Linked DNA regions of Homo sapiens: region 2 is linked to region 1. Evidence: read pairs that join two places in POLR2A ChIA-PET (ENCODE). Cell type or tissue: PC-9. All regions are shown on one strand.

Region 1 (2,500 bases):
TTTCCAGCTTCATAACTTATCACTGCATGACTCCGAACAAATAGCCTAACTTCTCTGAGCCTTACTTTCCTTATCTATAAATTTGAAATAATATCCACATCACAGTAATTGTGATAATGAAAAAAACACATACAAATATTTGAGCATAGTTTCTGCCAAATATCAAATATTTAATCAGTGTTATCTGCCACTATTACTATTATAACTCTGTTTTTATAGCTATTATGACAATTCTATTCTTCCTCAATTAGTTAAAAATTGACTTTCCCCAGAAACCCTTTCTGATTGTTCTTATATACCTCTAATTTTTTCTCAGATCTGTTTCCTCTTAGCACCTGGCTTCCCTTTGGACTATGTTAATCTACCTATGTTATTATATTTCTTTCATCATTCTTCAGCGAACAGCAACAAATACTTTGCATCTATCATATGCCAAGTACTCTGCTATTATAAAGGGATCCATGGGCATATAGTAGAGGGATTCAGTGTGTGTGTGTGTGTGTGTGTGTGTGTGTGTGCATGCATGTATGTACATATGCTTTCAAGTGGAGTTAGGGAGAGAAAATCTGTAGGTTGAATAGAGCTATGAATTTTTCAGAATAAACTAGGCTTAAGGAGCAAAAACCGTTCTCTCCGAATGTTCTTGAAATCTGAGATTTTTTTTTTTTATGGTTCAAAACATAGAAACACTGTAGTTATCTCTGATCTTGAAACAGCTTTACATATGCTTTCTTGGACTCCTATGTCATCATCCAGATGCAGGGTAGAGATAGAAAGGGAAGTCCTCCTTGAAGAACAGAATCCTAACAGATTATTCCAATTTATATTGGGGAGTGGGAATGTTGTGGGAGGGGAATTGGGGGGCAGGGTGAGAGGAGAGGGAGAACATTCCGGGCAGCAGGAACAGTATGACCAAAGGCGCTGAGACATGAAACTGCCAAGAAGGATTGAGAAGTGCACAAAGTTTGGTGTTACTAGAGTCAAGCATTTCAGGAGATGAGTCAAGAGTCAAGCATTTCAGGAGATAAGGCAGGACAGGCCGTAGGAGCCAGCTGGATCAGACTTAGAGGCCTATGGCTTATATATTTATATCTCTCTATAAGGCACTTAGGGAGGTAGGTCTATATAAACAATTTATAACAGGTAAATTCTACATGTTGCTTCTAAATTTGGACTTGGGGCTTACAATATGGCATGTAATACATTCCTTCCAATTGCTGTTGTCACCAGAATATGATGAAAACATTAGTTAAGTTAATATATAATTGATATTTAGCACTCTCACTTTTAATAACTTGAGTGAAGGATAGAAATGTGAAGTGTCATTTGTGACTTTTGAGGTGGGGGATTCTGTATGAAGTTTGATAGTAGAGATGGGATTTGACGGGATTGAGACATCCAATGAGAAGAGTCAAGAGGATCACTACAAATGTGTGGCCTCGAACCTTTCAGTACCTTCTTCATATATTTTACACAGTAGAAAGCCAAGTGCTTTCTATTCACAGCTTCATTTTACACAATTATGTGTATGACAATGTACAAATACATTTTCATCAATATTTGGTTTGTATTTCTTTGTTGGCATTGCAATTAAGTTTTGACTTCCTTCCCCTCTCCACTCCTTTGATTTGATATATCAATGTGTTATTCATAGCTTATGCAATACCTGATGTTAATATTTAGCTCTAAAAAATTTTACATTTTTACTCCAAAAATATGTTTTCTAAGTTTGAGTGTTGTCCAGTAGATTTTAACTCTGTCTTTTTGTGGTGTTTCCTCTTCCTTGGAAATTAAGCATTAGGACCCAAAACACCCTAACCGCAAGAGCTTAAAATTCCCAGAGAAGAATTAGATGTGAAAGAAACAACTCTATAACTTACTTGAACTTTAATTAGCCTGAAAGTGGAATGTCAGGGAGAGGTCTGCAAGGAGGCTAGGAAAACAGAGCAAAGCAGAATATCAGCATATTTGCAGCACTGTGCAGGGGAGATCATACCCTTATTGAGGGGTCCATGCTTACCAAACAACTTTTTAATTATCACTCATGGATTTGCCTATAGAAGTTGCCAATCTACTGATTCAAATATACAGACTTCTTGGCCCTTATATTTTTCTTTTTCTTTCTTTCTTTTTTTTTTTTTTTCTTTTTGAGATGGAGTTTTGCTCTTGTTGCCCAGGCAAGAGTGCAGTGGCGCAATCTTGGCTTACAGCAACCTCCGCCTCCTGGGTTAAGCGATTCTCCTGCCTCAGCCTTCCAAGTAGCTGGGATACCAGGCATGTACCACCACACCTGGCTAATTTTTTTGTATTTTTAGTAGAGACGGGGTTTGTCCATGTTGGTCAGGCTGGTCTCAAACTCCCGACCTCAGGTGATCTGCCCGACTCAGCCTCCCAAAGTGCTGGGATTACAGGCATAAGCCACCATGCCAGGCTCTTTTTTTTTTTTTTTTTTTTTTTTCTGAGACAAGGTCTTGCTCTGTCGCCCAGGCTGGAATATCGT
Region 2 (2,500 bases), 150 kb after region 1:
CCCTATTTCCATAATAATATCTTTCTGTACTTAATATGCTTAATTATGCATATTTATGTCAGGTTACCATACCAACCTATAAAATTTGGTTAGAAAGGCAATGCATTCTACTCACCTTTATAAGCATACACACAGAAATAAAACATACAAGGCTCTTAGCACATGCTGTTGAATGAGAAATAAGCCTAAACTAATGTTATGGTAGACAACTAACACATTAGAAAGTACATAGGCTTTGGAGTCCAACAGACTTAGATTCAAATTCTAGACATGCCAGTTTTCAAGATCCTGGACACTTAACTGCCACAAGCTTACATACCCTAACCAGTATACTGGTGAGGATGCAACTACCTCACGGATGAGGATACCACCACCCATCTCCCAAGATAAATGTAAAGGTTCAGTAAGAACTTCTTTAAAATACAGTGGTCTCTTTATAAATGTAACACTCTTTCTCCTAGAAGAGGATGCCTCTGTTTATCTAGTACCCTGCCTTATCCTTCTCTGGAAGGTGCTCTGCAGTTTCCCAACAGTTTTAATATGACCTCATGCCCCCTGGTTATTTGACTGGTCCAAGGGTGGGTACTGAATCACACTGGGTCAATGTGAGGGCCAACTCACCCTTTCCTGGACCTTGTACAATAGGGAAAATACAGAATTTCTCCGTGTTAAAACCGTAAGCCTTCGGGATTGCCAGCAGCCATGATTCCTTCCACAAAGAGAAAGCCAGACTGAAACAAGAGGGAAGAACTAAGCTGAGTCCTTGGTTCCTGAAGTCTAGCTGCATTCCTGCCTTCCCCTCTCAATCCTCCCAATAGTTTCTCCTTCTACCTTAATCAGATATGGATTTCTGTTCTCTATAACCTCAAAAGTCCTAACTAAAACACTCTTCCTCCATGCATGCAAAAGAATGTCCACCTCACATCCAGACCTATAAAGCTGGCTTTTAGGATGCCAAGAGTAGACAGAAACAAAGGTATATCAGGAAAGAAGAGATAAAATGATCTGAGATGGTGGGGATCAAAAAACACTGAAGCACACCAACAGGCAGAAGGCTGAAGAGGCAGAGCAAAGGTCAAAAAGGAGAGCACAGAACTCACATTAAGATTTGGGTGGGCTGGAGACAGTCATGCCTTTCTGCCACATTCCTCTATTGCATGCTCTGACTCCTCTCACTGAGCTGGGGGTGGAACAATAATTGGGGATAAAGGGAAGAGGGATGGAAAAGTGAGTCTTAGTGGAACGGAAACATATAAAAATGGAAATTTTAACTGCAGAGTAAAATGAAACAAAATTTTCTTTGACATATTGATTCATTCATTGAACAAAAATTTACTTGCTACCCAGATTCAATCCCAGCCCTCGTTACAGTCTAAAAAGAAAGATGAGTTACATATTTTAAAATATTTAGAGTAGTAACTGGATGTCAAGTTCAACAAGGCTATTATTTAAATCCAGGTATGTCCAAGTCCAAAGCCTCCAGATTTTCAAAGACCACTGTAGTAAGAAAAAAAAAAAAAAGAAACCAATAATAAAGATAGGCAAAGCTGCTTGGTTTTTCAAACTAAAACAAAAACCAAAACAAACAAAAATCTGACAGTGTAAATGACAGTTTCAGTAAAGCAGAAACAAAACCCTTGCTTTTTTATTGCAAGGGTTAAAAAATAAATTAACAATTTAACAAATATCTGCTGTGTGCCAGTCACTAAGAAAATATACAGCACAAATGTAGATTACCATTTAGAAAGCTCGTCACTGAAAAAAGCAGAGATACAAGGTACCACAAAGCAATGAAAAAAGAGATATGTAAAAGCCAGTGGCATTTTGAGCATGTTTCCAGATATAAAGTAAAAGTGCCATCAAAGTGTAAAGCATGCCAAAACAAAATTCACATTCCCCAATGTAGCAGTGCTCTGATAAAGAGGAAGAGGACAAGGTTTCAGTCAGGAGGAAGTCATACTGTGCAAGGATTAGGAGCAGGGCAGGAGTTCGGCTGTACAAATCAGCTTTACAAAGTGAGATAGTCTGCTAAGCAGTAATCCCCACTTGGGACTTGATTAGCCAGACCTCATTTGTGGCAGATCTAATCACGATGACCACATGACTTAATCTTGTAACTATGAGCTATCCAGAACCAGAGAAAGCAGAGAATGGGGATTATCACATGGGCCCAAGTTTGGGAACTGTCCAAGATCACGGAAAGAGCATTGTTGAGATGATGGATTTGGGGTGCCTGAGTTGAGAAGAGATAACCAAACCTAGTGACAGACAAATGAACCAGGTGAAAGAGGAAGCACCTGAGGCTAATGTCAGGCCTAACATCGCAGATACAAACTCCTCAGTCTGCCCCTCAATGGGAAGTCCTCCACAATACGTTCCAGCCTCCATTTCTCATTACTTTTCTATTACACCAGATTAGTGAAGCTACCTGAATGCTCCCCAGCAACATCCACTGGCAAGAAAAAGGAGACAGGCAACTACGAGAACAAAAACTAGGGGG

Evidence for each region. ChIA-PET counts read pairs that join two places held together with the same protein. Peaks named below come from ENCODE experiments on the same cell type or tissue, not always from the same donor. Only the 100,000 strongest peaks of a DNase experiment are listed, where the experiment ranks them.
Region 2: POLR2A ChIA-PET joins it to region 1 with 12 read pairs; 6 of 35 experiments call an interaction of 5 or more read pairs at or near these places.

What each region holds. Positions count from the first base shown.
Region 1 is chr3:98,740,567-98,743,066 of GRCh38, forward strand. It overlaps a transcript of ST3GAL6 not described here. Among named protein-coding and RNA genes, the nearest start is that of ST3GAL6-AS1, 9.2 kb to the left of the region's middle. In PC-9, no CTCF peak of the experiment used is centred here; a DNase peak (open chromatin) is centred at 1,025.
Region 2 is chr3:98,891,876-98,894,375 of GRCh38, forward strand. All of the region lies in intron 1 of DCBLD2 (discoidin, CUB and LCCL domain containing 2), which reads right to left. Among named protein-coding and RNA genes, the nearest start is that of DCBLD2, 8.6 kb to the right of the region's middle. In PC-9, no CTCF peak of the experiment used is centred here; no DNase peak of the experiment used is centred here; H3K27ac peaks cover 639 bases.